Linked DNA regions of Homo sapiens: region 1 is linked to region 2. Evidence: chromatin loops called from intact Hi-C (ENCODE). Cell type or tissue: psoas muscle. All regions are shown on one strand. Region 1 overlaps TLN1 (talin 1). Region 2 has its middle 8.7 kb from the start of RUSC2.

Evidence for each region. A loop is a pair of places that touch in the nucleus more often than their neighbours do. Peaks named below come from ENCODE experiments on the same cell type or tissue, not always from the same donor. Only the 100,000 strongest peaks of a DNase experiment are listed, where the experiment ranks them.
Region 1: it touches region 2 in a loop (3-fold over the local background); 4 of 110 quality-filtered maps call a loop at or near these places.

Annotation. Positions count from the first base shown.
Region 1 is chr9:35,695,574-35,698,073 of GRCh38, forward strand. It overlaps TLN1 (talin 1), which reads right to left. Exons shown (of 57, transcript NM_006289.4): 56 at 2,471-2,500; 57 at 1,375-2,343. The coding sequence ends at 2,218. Among named protein-coding and RNA genes, the nearest start is that of TPM2, 6.9 kb to the left of the region's middle. In psoas muscle, a CTCF peak has its summit at 1,162; DNase peaks (open chromatin) are centred at 1,158 and 2,088; H3K27ac peaks cover 1,548 bases.
Region 2 is chr9:35,480,112-35,482,611 of GRCh38, forward strand. It overlaps the pseudogene ATP8B5P. Among named protein-coding and RNA genes, the nearest start is that of RUSC2, 8.7 kb to the right of the region's middle. RefSeq lists a silencer at 1,818-2,052. In psoas muscle, a CTCF peak has its summit at 1,455; a DNase peak (open chromatin) is centred at 1,460.

The sequences.
Region 1 (2,500 bases), 220 kb after region 2:
AAAAAATTTTTTTTTTTTACTTCATCAAGGACATTTTTTTTGAGTCTTGCTCTGTTGCCCAGGCTGGAGTGCAGTGGCGTGATCTTGGCTCACTGCAACCTCCGCATCACAGGTTCAAGCAATTCTGGTGCCTCAGCCTCCCAAGTAGCTGGGAATTACAGGTGTGCACCACCATCCCCAGCTAAGGAAAATAATGTCTTGGTATTTTTATGAAAATAATTTTGACCTATGGACCCCTGAAAAGGTCTTAGGGAACCCTAGGGGTCTGAGGACCACATTTGAAGAGCTGCTGGTTTAATAGGTTTTAAAGCCTCTCCCCAGATGGCTCCCAAGGTATCACTAGTGAGAAGTATGTGATTGGTCCCAGTTCCTGAGGACATGACAAGGAAATGGTAACAGGAGTAAGCAGCTGTCCTGGGCTCCTAGCTGGAGTTCAAAGTCTAGACTGCCACTTGTCGGGGAGGTTATAGAAGGGATTTGATCTCCAAGGTCCTCAACTGATACTATGACATTGAATCTGGGATTAGGGAGCCCCCACAGTATGTACTGGAGTTGCCAGTCCTCTGCGTCAGAGAAGTGATAATACATCTCAATTTTCCAGTGCTTAGCACAAGCATGGCTTAGTAAATATTGAATGAATGAATCACAGGTGATAGGAGTGATGGTAGGAGGTTGGCACCATCCCTAATGGGCTGTCCTAGAGTTCCATCTACTTTCTTAGAGAAGGGCTCTCACTCCGTCACCCAGGCTGGTGCACAGTGGCACCATCATAGCTCACTGCAGCCTTGAACTCCTGGTCTCAAGCAGTCCTCCTGCCTCAGCCTTTTAAGTAGCTGGGATTAGAGGCTCGAACCACCGTTACCAGCTACATTCCATCTACTTCAAGCTTTCCCTAATGTGGTGGGAGTAGAAGGTGTTAGTAGCAGATGGGTGGCGTTTGTGTTCTACTTGAGGAAATAATGTACTGGGCGGTAGGGCTGACTAAAGAATCACGCATGAAAATAGTTGCCAACCTAAGACGACTGTCAGAGAGTCCATGCATTATGGACAGAGTGGCTGGATGGGGACGTGGAAGCACACAGCATCCACCTCTCTGACTGCCTCTTTCCACTGACCCACCAGATAAGCAGGGTGGCTGGAACAGGGCTGCTAGCACCTTCCTGGCCACTAGGGGAGCTCTGCCCCCTCTAACAATAAATTCTCACACCTGGGTCAAGCTCTTCACTTTTAGCGCTACCCTAGGCAGGAGTGTCCCAACCCAATCAAGAGCGGTGCCTACCCGAGGCAGCCTCAAGTTGGGATTTTTCTGCTTGCTAATGGCTTCAATCAGTTTTGTGGCCATAGTTCTCTTAGGCTCAGACACTTACAGGCATATTATTTTTAGCAAAGCTTCTTTTGAAAATTTGAATTTGGTCAAGGACTGGATTTGTTGACATACCCTGAGTAGCTATGAAGAACAGAATGTCCTGGTAGCCACAAGGAACTGTGGTAGCTGCTGTCCCAGCAGCAGCAGAACGACACTTTGTGAGGCTTAGGTGCTGGCCAGGGAGGTGAGGATAACAGGAGTATGACTTCTCAGGCACAACTTCCCCATTGGATAACTTTAGGGTCCGGGTGCAAGGAGGAAGGGACCTCAGGTGCAGACTGCCAGTCTTCCCCTCTCCCATTTCAAGCTGGATCAAGCTGGGTGACAGAATTCAACCCCACTGTCTCTCCTACTGCCCTGGGAGAAAACTTGTATCTCCCTTGAAGCCAGGCAGAGGTTGTAGGTAGAATCATTTTTATTGGAGCATGACCTGTTTGGGGCTTATAACTCTGCAGCCCCTATGGGTAGCTGGGGGTGGGGGAAGATAGTATCAAAAAACGGTGAAGAGAGCTGATGAGGCTGTGGGGACTGGCCGGAAGCTGCTGGCAGGGTGGAGTGGGCTGGGGCCCCGGCAGATTCAGATCGAGGTACAGCAGCGTTAATAATACTCTTGGAGCGTTAATACTCTGGGGAGGGGCAGGCACTTGGGGGGCCCTAGGGCATGAAGGCACTTGGGGTTGGGGAGGGGACAGGGGATGTACTGCGGGACTGGGCGGGGCCAGGCCCTGGGGTTTGGCAGGCACTTTGGGGAGTGCTGGGGTTGGGCAGGTTGGGCCCCGACAGCCCAGAAGGCTTTGGTAGTGGCACGCACAGTCTCTGGGCCGGGTCTGCATTAAATAGAAGAGGCTTCTTTAGTGCTCATCTCGAAGCTCTGAAGGCAGAAACTTGTACTGCTGCTGCCGGATCTGGGCCAGTTTCTTCCGCGCCTCTTCCAGCTCTCGTTCCTTCCGAAGCATTTCTTCCTGTGCTGCGATGATCTGAGGGTGGAGATCGGGGACTTAGTTCAGTGAGGATGCACAGCAGGGGCATAGGGTAGTTGGGACCAGCGCAGGCAACATGACTGCCCTCCTGACAGCGTCCCTCAGCATCTGGGGTGAAGCTCACCTGGGCAATGCCGCCAACCATCTTCTCTTT
Region 2 (2,500 bases):
TCAACAAGAAAGAATTTGTGAAGTGTTTAATGCATGGGATCTACAGTTCCTTCGTGTTGTTCTTTGTCCCCATGGGGGCTCTTTACAATGCAGAACGAAATGATGGGAAGGACATCTCCGACTACCAGTCCTTCTCCCTGGTGGTGCAGACCTCCTTGATCTGGGTGGTCGCAATGCAGGTGTGGCCAGTGGTGGTGGGGGTAAGGGGATTGGGTGGGGGCCTCTCTGAAAGAGTGGGAGGAATAGAGGGTGAGAGTGTGGGAAGGGAGCAACCTTCATTACATAATTGGAGGGGGGAGGTAGCTGACAGGTCCCAGGTTACAGGTCCCATAAGAGGGTACTTTTCAGATCGCCCTGAGGACAACCTACTGGACAATGATAAACCATGTTGTCATCTGGGGTAGCCTGGGTTTCTACTTTTGGGTGTCATTCCTCCTGTACAGCGATGGCTTGTGTCTAGTATTCCCTGACGTCTTCCAATTCCTAGGTAAGGCCCTGCCCAGTGGGCGGAGGGTGGGGAACCAGGTATATTTATTTAATAAATGTTTACCGAGAAGCCATTACTATGTGCTAGGCTAGAGATATAAATAAGACATGGTCTCTGCCCTAAAAGGGCTCAAAATGTAGCTAGGGAAATAAGTTACCTTATTTGAGTTTCCAAGGTATTTTCAAATGTCTTACGAGATTTGCTATTTATCAGCATCCTAAGAGGTAGGCAGTGCAACAATTTTTAGAGCCATTTTAGACACCGGAGGGTTTTTTTTTAATTAAAGGACTTAAATCTAGGTTTCCTGGTTCCAGTTCAATGTCCTTTATGCTGTGGCATATCGCCTTGTTGTCTCCCATAATTTTTCCCTCTCTCTCATCTCCACTTTGCTGAAGACAAAATATAGAGAGTAGATATGTAGATGTAGTTGGCTCCCATCTTTTTGTTTTTATTTTTAATTTTTTGAGACTCTGTTGCTCTACCTCTGTCGCCTTGGCTGGAGTGCAGTGGTGCAATCTTGGCTCACTGCAACCTCTGCCTCCTGGGTTTAAGCGATTCTCGTGCCTCAGCCTCCCCACTAGCTGGGACTACAGTTGTGCACCACCATGCACTGCTCATTTTTTTGTATTTTTGGTAGAGACGTGTTTTTGCCATGTTGGCCAGGGTGGCCTCAAACTCCCGGCCTCAAGCAATCTGCCGGCCTGGGGCTCCCAAAGTGCTGGGATTACAAGCGTGAGCCACCGCACCTGGCTGTCTCTCACCTTTTGTCAGGCCACTAACTTATTTTTCTCCTTCAAATCTTTTTTTTTCTTTTTTTAATTTTTTTTTTTTACCTTTTTTATTTTTATTTTTTTGTTTTTTCCTCCTCCAAAGCTTTCTTTCCCATTTTTGGATGCAAGCCAGTGCTCTAGGATTCCCTCATAACTTACCCCTGCTCTCCTATCCTGCCCTACCCTGCCCTGCCTTTAGAGGGAGAGAGAGGCACATGGATTCACAGTGACTTTGGCTGCACAAAGGACCCAACTACAATTCTTTTGTATTTATATTATTTCTCAGGAGCCTAAACTAACTACAAGTCAGTAACTTCCTTCTTTGGACTAGAGAGGTGTCTACGTTCTGGCTGGTAACTCCTACCCCTGGTCCTACCCCGGTCCTCCAGGCTCTGTTTCAGCCTTTCCCCTCCTGGCTCACTGTTTACAGGTGTGGTCAGGAATTCTCTGAACCAGCCGCAAATGCTGCTGAGCATTATCCTCAGTGTGGTCCTCTGTATGTTGCCTGTGATTGGGCACCAATTTCTTAAACCACTATTCTGGCCTATCAGCATGGACAAAGTAAGTGCAACAGAAAATCTACGCAGATATAATTCATGACCTTCTTTTGCTTTTGCCTCTGTGGATGAAAACCCTATCCCCCATGCTCTGGCTATAGGTTTTTGACAGAATTCAAGAGTGCAGGAGACTTCCACAGCAGTCCCCAGTCTGGACCAAACTGAAACACTCAAGCACTCGACGTTCTGCCTATGCATTCTCCCATAAACAAGGCTTTGGGGCCCTCATCACTTCTGGCAAGATAGTGAAGCCCAGGATGTCCAAGAGAAACACCCTTTTTTTGAAAAAGATAGAGGCCCTAGGGAAATTCCAAAGGAGGCAGTCAGTGCTCTTCCTCCCTCGTACTCATGCAACTTAGGAAGAATTAGAGTCCCTGGGAAACCAGCATAAACCTGCTCCTTCATTCTCACTAGGGACTAAGCCTCTTAATTGTCCAGAAGGCTATTCCCAGAAAGGCAAGGAGGGGTAAGGAAAGAGCCCCCAGATATCTGCCAGAGTTGCAGCATTTCAAGAAAAAGAAAAAAAAAGCAACCTCAGGCCTGCCTCCCACCATCTCTTGCAAGTTTTAATCCAGACAAGCATATGTAGAGGTAGGGGGTGACAAGAGACAGTATGGGGAAGGGAAAAGAAGATGGAACCTAAGAATTTTACTTTGGGCCCTATCTCCTATACTCAGAGCAAGCAT